Regions from separate parts of the Homo sapiens genome. Here region 1 is linked to region 2. Evidence: read pairs that join two places in POLR2A ChIA-PET (ENCODE). Cell type or tissue: MCF 10A. All regions are shown on one strand. Each heading gives the region's core, and the rest is flanking DNA. Links, peaks and the distances in the headings are about the cores only.

Evidence for each region. ChIA-PET counts read pairs that join two places held together with the same protein. Peaks named below come from ENCODE experiments on the same cell type or tissue, not always from the same donor. Only the 100,000 strongest peaks of a DNase experiment are listed, where the experiment ranks them.
Region 1: POLR2A ChIA-PET joins it to region 2 with 5 read pairs; 12 of 35 experiments call an interaction of 5 or more read pairs at or near these places.

The regions. Positions count from the first base shown.
Region 1 is chr17:32,013,521-32,017,919 of GRCh38, reverse strand. The region is part of intron 1 of LRRC37B (leucine rich repeat containing 37B); the gene reads right to left. Among named protein-coding and RNA genes, the nearest start is that of LRRC37B, 8.3 kb to the right of the region's middle. In MCF 10A, for the core only: no CTCF peak of the experiment used is centred there; a DNase peak (open chromatin) is centred at 2,109.
Region 2 is chr17:32,120,402-32,124,800 of GRCh38, reverse strand. No RefSeq gene overlaps it. Among named protein-coding and RNA genes, the nearest start is that of RHOT1, 20 kb to the left of the region's middle. In MCF 10A, for the core only: no CTCF peak of the experiment used is centred there; no DNase peak of the experiment used is centred there.

The DNA.
Region 1 (4,399 bases), core at 132-4,131, 110 kb after region 2:
CCTGAATATAATGGTAGCACCCCACAATGAGACATTCTTTTGGTTTCTAAAAGCAGAAAATAAGAGCATTTTCCTGGAAGTTTCCTCATCATATGCTTCGTTTTTTTGTTTGTTTTCTGTTTTTTTTGGAGACTGGGTCTCACTCTGTCACCCAGGCTGAAGTGCAGTGGCACTATCATAGCTCACTGCAGCCTGGAATTCCTGGGCTCAAGTGATCTTCTTGCCTCAGCCTCCAGAGTAGCAGGGACTACTCCCCTCTGCCCGGCTAATTCTCTTTTTTAGAGACATGGTCCTGCTTTGTTGCCCAGGCTGGTCTCGAACTCCTAGCTTGAAGTGATCCTTCTGTCTTGGCCTCCCCAATTGCTGAGATTTCAGGCGTGGGTCACCATGTCCGGTCTCACAGCTCAGTTTTTAACGTATGTATGAAATATCAACTGTGTTTGGTTCAAAGGACTTTATGATCTTACAGATAAGAACTAAGGAATAATAACATAAGAAATGAAAAATGTGGACACAAAAATGTTCAATCACAATATGATTAAATGGTAAGGCATCAGGTGGGGGGTCGAAGTAAGTTCAAATCCAAAATAGAGACCATGGGCTGGTAGACACTTCACATTAGAAGCATGGCTAGGTATCATCTACTCCCTGAGAACCAAAATTCCACCAGACACAGTGAACAAAGCTTCGGAGAGAGAGAACATTTGAACATTTTATTGGCAGAAAATGGCCCACATGCTCTACAGACAATACAACTTCCTTCAAGGCAAACTAGAGCTATAATGCTTTTGGTCTATGAAGTTTTCAGTGTGTGCAAGGGATACCTTTGCATAAGAGGGAGAGGTAAACAGCCCACACATTTAGCTTGGTTATTAAAGGTCCTCCTTCCCTATAACCTGATAGGTTATTTCCCCTAAGATCCAGATGAGTACACATTAGATGAAATTCCAGAAGTTATCTTCAAATTTTGCTACTCATTGAATGTCATGAAGATCCTGGAAACAAAAGAAAAAAACAAGAAACAACCTTGCTACTCAACAAGGGATTGATACTATCACATTTGAGAGAAATTCAGAATCACAGGCCTAAACCCAGGCCTACTAAATTAGGATCTGCAGTTTCTCACAATCTTCAGGTGATTTCTATGGTCATGAAAGTTTGAAAAGCTGCCTTGAAACAGTCCTTCCTAAAACTGAAGTGGAGGTGCAGCAAAAATCATCTGGTAAATTGTTAAAAGTCATCTCAAATGCAACCCAAATTTACAGAATCCCAGGTGAAGCTCAGTAGTCTGTATTTTTATCCTTCTCCCCAAATAATTCTGATGTGCAGGCAAGTTTGAAAACCACTGCGTTCAAGAAAATGGATACTCCCCTTACCAAGTGGAAAGTAGGATTTTGGAAACTCATGCAAGGGAAGCAAAAAGATGCCTCAGGAGGCACGATTACAACAGGATTGATGCAAACGGAAGCCAAAGCTTAACCACGGACATTAATATACGCCTACAAAAGAAAATGCTAAGGAAGTCAAGTGGTCTGCATGAATTCTGAAGAAAAACGGAGAACCAAAGACCAAAATTTGTCAATGAATTTCCAGCACAGCCCCAGGTTAAGGGAGTGAATTTCTTGACTGAATGACACAGACTCTGGACCACCTGATCGGTTATTACCTTAATGGAGGAATTATATTACAATGTATAGGTACTTTAATTAGAATGACCTGGCAGTTACTGAGGCAAAATTTTCTGTTCCTTTGTATTCTGTAACACAAGAAGGATCTACATGGATGTTCTCTTCTCTGAACTGTTTGGATGAACTAGTCAACGGCACTCATCATGCCTTGGGTTTTAAATCTGCATTGTGGTCATAATCTGTTATTTAATTAATTTCTCATATTTTTAATAAAAAGTTTGCCTATATATTTTAGACAGAAATTATCTTACTTTGCTGAAATTCTGAGAAATCCTAGACGGTTTTCAAGGCCGGGCTCAAATGTCACCTCTACTACCCTTTGCTGTGCCTCCTGGCGCTGTGCTTCTGACACTTTGTACGGTCCTCCATGACAGCGTGAGCACGATTATATTACAGGCAATTACTCATGCCCCCCTGGCTCATTTGTTGACTCCTTTAGAGCACAGATCATGTTTCAGTTATGGTAGTAACTAAAACAATATTTGTTCAACCAATGACACCCATAAACAAAAGTACCCGCCGAGGGCAGAGGTGCAGAGGTAAAGTCATGCCAAGATTAAATCCCAGAAACCATTGTAGATTTTTCCGAGTTGACCCATACATTTATTGTATTAATTCTTTAAAAAAAATTACAGTGTTTTCAGACTTCTAGACTTCAAAAGACAACTCTCTGTATAATGTATGTTTCTAGAAGGAAAAAGTGTAACATTGTCCCCTTGTTTCTAATTGGTATCTGAGAAAAGAGGCCTCACTCAATATTGGTATAGGGAAGGGGGAAGTTCATTTCCAGCAGAAGTTAATACTCCAGAACTAATAAAATCTAATTATTTAATCTGCTATTACACATCTATAAACCATGAATGGCATATCAAGAAGGAATAATCTGTGATGCATTGAAATCTTTTAAAAATTATGAAACTTACTTGTCAAATGTTACAAGGATTCACCTTTTGATGTGGAATAGTGTCCCAATCTGGTATTAACATTATTACTGAACAAGGCTGTGCTCTTTGAGTACATTCCATTTGCCCCCAATCCCTATCTTCTGTGTCAGTAATAATATAAAAATCACCAGCTAGCTTTTACAGGTGCTTTCTTTTTTTTGAGACAGAGTCGCTCTGTCGCCCAGGCTGGAGTGCAGTGGTGCAATCTTGGCTCACTGCAACCTCCACCTCCTAGGTTCAAGCCACTTGCCTGCCTCACTCCCAAGTAGCTGGGATTACAGGAGTCCACCACCACACCTGGCTAATTTTTATATTTTTTGTAGAGATGGGGTCTCACCATGTTGGCCAGGCTGGTCTCAAATTCCTGACCTCAAGTGATCCACCCACCTAGGCCTCCCAAAGTGCTGGGATTACAGGTGTGAGCCACCATGCCTGGCCTATAGAGTGCTATTTGCCAGACATTGTGCTGAGCACTTTAAAGTGCATTATCTTATTTTATCCTCAGATCAGCTCCATAAAATAGCTACCATTATTACCTCTACATGTATATAGATATATGTATCTATCTATCTATCTATCTATCTATATCTACATACATTGGAAGTCTCACCAGGGTTCTAACTTGTGCTTTCAACCACCATACATATTTTAAAGAGCGTAAGAGGAGAAACAACCATTTGTGTTTTAAAATTTTCCCAGATACCATTTCTGCTGCTCTTTCTTTATCTCTGAAGTTCTAGTATTACCACTGGTATAATTTTCCTTTGGCCTAAAGACCTGCTTATACATTTATTTTAGAGCAGAACTTCTGACAACACATTCTCTTAGATTTTCTTCATCTGAAATGTCTTTTTTTTCTTTTTGCCTTAATTGTTGAAGGGTATTTTTGCTGGATATAGAATTCTGGATTGACATTTCTCTCAGTACTTTAAAGATGTTCTGCAGTTACTTGAATCGCTGAAAGGCTTAAAGCTGGGGACCGGCTCTATCACACACATGTTTTACAGAAAGGTTCATTACTTTTATATCTTCATTGTGGGCCATAGCCTTTATCATCACTAGATCTTTGTTTCATTTAGGAGTTTTTAAATTTTGCTTTGAACCTAACTTTTGTAACTCCTTTCTTTTTATTTCCTACAATGTGGAGTTTATCGGGGACAACATAGGCAGTTGAAATACATAACTGGAGTTTAGAAGAGAGGTCTAGGTAGGAAAATGGATCTAGAAGTCATTGATATTTTGGTGGTAATTGAGTCAACTGATAATTAGGGGAAAGTTGAGGAAACTAAATGCTGAGGACTATCACATGTAAGAGGGATGTTTGAAGGAGGAATAACTGGTCAAGGAAATTGGGTCATGAGTGGCAACAGGAAATTTAAGAAGGATGTAGTGGCCAAAGGTATCATACATGCATTGTATATGTATATAGATATATATCTTTCAATGTATGTGGATATATGTCTACATACATATACAATGTATGCATGTAGATATACATTGAAAGTATAGATACATATCTATATACCTACATACATTGAAAGTGTATATAGATACACACACACACACACACACACACATATACAATTATAAGGGAGGGGGACTAGAATAAAGAAACCTATATGGTTGCAATACTTTGACGTTGTATTTAGAGGTAAAAGGCTAACTCTAAGTAGGTAGGTTAGGTGTATATTTTGTAATTCCTACAGCAAAAACATAGCCCAGATATGACCAAAAGCCATTTAATAAAACAAAACACTAAAAAATATT
Region 2 (4,399 bases), core at 156-4,155:
AGGCGAGGTTTCACCATGTTGGTCAGGCTGGTCTTGAACTCCTGTCCTCAGGCAATCCACCGGCCTCGGGCTCCCAAAGTGCTGGGATTACAGGTGTAAGCCACTGCGCCCGGCCCATGATCCCATTTCTGAGCACATACAATCAATTCTCATAGTGTGGTCCCCTCTGCCCATTTCTCTGTGGGCAAGAGGTTCTGAAATACCCAATATAAAACACTGTGATGGGGCCAGGCACAGTGGCTCATGCCTGTAAATCCCAGCGCTTTGGGAAGCCGAGGTGGGCGGATCAGTTGAGCTCAGGAGTTTGAGACTAGCCTGGACAACATGGCAAAACCCCGTCTCTACAAAAAATACAAAAATAAAAAATAAAACACTGTGATGGGAGTGGGGGTTTGTGTGGGACAGTTCAGTTGGCACCCATGTGGAGTTAATCAGACCCCATGGAGCTACTCAGATCAAAGTGATTTAAGCATTTTTTGTCTTCATGAACAAAGACAAGTTCCAGAGGTACAGCCTAAACTTCAGACCCTCAAGTTTTGGCTGGAGTGAGTGAACCAGAACAGTGAGTCCCAATCTTTTAAGGGAAGCATAATTTATATAAAGTAAGGCCTGCGACAGGGTCAACATTAGAATGGGCTCGTAGTGAAATAAGAGCCCTGTGAAACTTCCTGTGGAGTTACACAAATTACAAATCCACCAGGACTTTCCCCAGTGTCCAACTTCCAAAAATACTGTGTGTATAAAACAGTAACGTAATTCAAAGAAGTTATCCAAATTGCTCATGTCAACATGTTGCTTACTGAAATAGCCATAAAAAAACAAATCCCGCTGGGCGCTGTGACTCACACCTGCAATCCCAGCACTTTAGGAGGCAAGAGGATCATTTGAGCCCAGCAGTTCGAGACCAGCCTGGACAACATGGCAAAACACTGTCTCTACAAAAAATCAAAAATAAACTGGGCATGGTAGTTCATGCTTGCAGTCCCAGCTAATCGGGAGCCTGAGGTGGGAGGATCACTTGAACGTGGGAAATGGAGACTGCAGTGAGCTGAGATCATGTAGCTTGGGCAACAAGCAAGACTGTTTCAAAAAAAGATAGAAAGAAAGAAAGAAAGAAAGAAAGAAAGAAAGAAAGAAAGAAAGAAAGAAAGAAAGAAAGAAAGAAAGAAAGAAAGAAAGAAAGAAAGAAAGAAAGAAAGAAAAGAACAAATCCCATGCCTTCTTTGAGAAAAAATGTTATTTTTTAAAATCAAGATTTGAAGACATATCTTTGCAGAAATGTTAGAACAGCAATCTGGGGTTAGTCAAAGGTATGTAATAAAAAATTTGAAGTACAGATCAATTTAAAGAAGAATATTAAATAAATAGTGTTGATGGCACATGGACACAGGAACATTCAGAAATGTGGCATGTGGTTGGCTGAAATATTAGAAGCACCAGTTTAGTCATTCAGCCTCATTGCAGTTTTCAGATGCGATTCTGAGGCACAGAGAGGGGAAGTGACTTTCTCAAGGGATCATTGTATAGTTGAGGATTACTTTTGGGAGCATTGAACAGAAAACCCCCAAATGTAGAGGCTTGAACAAGATAGAAGGGTTTGTTTTTCTCTCATATGAAAAAGGCTGGCGGTCAGCCATTCAGGTCTGGGGTGGCAGCCCCACTGTTCCTGGGGACTCAGCTCCTTGTATTTTCTCCTGAATCACCCTTAGTTTGTTACTTCATGAACTAAAATGGCTGCTGGAGCATCAGCCATCGCATCTGTTATTTCAGGCAACATGAAGGAGAACAAGGCGAAGGGGCAAAGGGCACTCCTCCTCTCAGACAAGTTAGCTTGCTCCCTCTAAGAAGCCTTCCTGGGGGTCCCACGCAATTCAACTTCACCCCATTTCCGGATCTTATTCACGTGGCTACTCATAACTGCAAGGGAGACTGAAAAGCAGTCTTATTGGGTATATTGTCACCCTAAACAAAATTGGGGTTCTGTTACGGGCATATCCAGGATTTTTAGTGGGTCCGGAAGCTTTTGCAATTTCTCTTTAAGAAAATATACAAAATTGGCCGGGCACGGTGGCTCATGCCTGTAATCCCAGCACTTTGGGAGGCCGAGGCGTGTGGATCACGAGGTCAGGAGATCGAGACCATCCTGGCCAACACCGTGAAACCCCGTCTCTACTAAAAAAAATACAAAAACTTAGCTGGGCGTGGTGGCAGGTGCTTGTAGTTCCAGCTACTCGGGAGGCTGAGGCAGGAGAATGGCGTGAACCTGGGAGGCAGAGCTTGCAGTGAGCCGAGATTGCACCACTGCACTCTAGCCTGGGCGACAGAGCGAGACTGTCTCAAAAAAAAAAAAAGAAAATGTACAAAATTGTGAATACAAAGCCAGGTACTGAAGTAAATATGTGTTTAGAAGAAACAAAGAAATCAAAACAGATTACAGATTTTTAAAAACTTGACACATACCTCAAACATCTTAAAATCCAGAAAGATGGCCGGGGGAGGTGACTCATGCCTGTAATCTCAGCACTTTGGGAGGCCAAGGCGGATGGATCACCTGAGGTCAGGAGTTCGAGACCAGCCTGGCCAACATGATGAAACTCTGTCTCTACTAAAAATACAAAATTTAGCTGGGTGTAGTGGCAGGCACCTGTAATCCCAGCTACTTGGGAGGCTGAGGCAGGAGAATCACTTGAACTTGGGAGGCGGAGGTTGCAGTGAGCCAAGATTGCATCATTGCACTCCAGCCTGGGCAACAAGAGCAAAACTCCATCTCAGAAAAAAAAAATTGCCAAATATTTTAATATTTTAATACTGTCCTACTTCTTCAGCATACTCTTTGATTGCTCCTTCAAATGATGAAGATATAACTTTTTTTTTTTTTAGACAGAGTCTCACTTTGTCACCCAGGCAGTGAGCATGCAGTGGCATGATCTCAGCTCATTGCAACCTCTGCCTCCCGGATTCAAGCAATTCACCTGCCTCAGCCTCCCAAATAGCTGGGGTTACAGGCACACACAACCATGCCTGGCTACTTTTTTTATTTTATTTTTATTAATTAATTAATTTATTTATTTTGAGACGGAGTCTTGCTCTGTCCTGTCACCCAGGCCAGAGTGCAGTGGTGCGATCTTGGCTCACTGCAACCTCTGCCTCCTGGGTGCAAGCAATTCTCCTGCCTCAGCCTCCTGAGTAGCTGGGACAACATGTGCCCACCATCGTGGCCCACTAATTTTTGTATTTTTAGTAGAAATGGGGTTTCACCATGTTGACCAGGCTGGTCTTAAACTCCTGACCTCAGGTGATCTGCTCCCCTCAGCCTCCCAAAATGCTGGGATTATAGGCGTGAGCCACCGCGCCTGGCCCTAATTTTTGTATTTTTAATAGAGACAGGCTTTCACCATGTTGGCCAGGGTGGTATTGAACTCCTGGCCTCAAGTGATCTGTCCGCCTTGGCCTCCCAAAGTGCTGGGATTATAGGCATGAGCCACCGTGCCTGGCCAGGGTTTAACATATTTTCTATAAAGAAAATAGAATGACCATTCTGTCTTTCCATTGATCTGTTTATTCTCCATTGCCCACGTACTTTGGGTGCCAGGCACCATGGGACATGTTCCTTCATGATGCTCCTTGGAGCCTCCGGCCCTGCATCTTTGCATCTGGATCCAGGTGGGTTGGCGCAATTGGCAGAGGAGTGTTCTAGAAGCCATTCCTAACAGCTGGGAATAACTGAGTCATTCATGGAAGTGGCTGTGAACCACATAGACCTGTCCTGCTAAACCTACAATACATGTTGCCCAACTCAATTCCTTAGCAAGATTCCCAAAATGTACATGGCCTCTCCACCACCACCTGACTCAAGAGGAAGTGTGCTGGAGGGGAAGTTGGAGTGGAAGAAGATGGTAGCGTCAGTCCATTTAAAACATTTTAACTTTTGCAAATATTAGAGAAGTCTGTGAGCATGTGAACACATTGCTCATGCAGAGAAGGGCCCTGAAGCTCAAGCTGTATTAGCTCCTCGATGAACCTGCCTCTGGGTTCAGCTCCTAGACCAGCTGGGAAGGACAAATGATGAGCTGGCAGGTAGCGATGTTTGCCTCATGGAGGTCGCACCTGGTCTGGTTGCAGCCTCTGGCCCCAGCCCATTTTATTCTTGTCGCTGGCCCACACTGGTGCTCTTCTTTTATCCTTCACACCGTGTGTTCAGAGAACAAAGCCCCCTTCATTCACTGTAAACCCTCCCCAGGAAAGAAACCAGTATTTACCAGACACCAGATCGCTCTCTGTCTGGCACCTCTGATCAAGCTCCCAACAGCCCTTGCTGGGTTGAATAATGGACACATCTGAGAATCAGAGACCTGCCCAGGGCCATGCATGTGTGGAGCAGTGGAACCAGGCTAAGGGT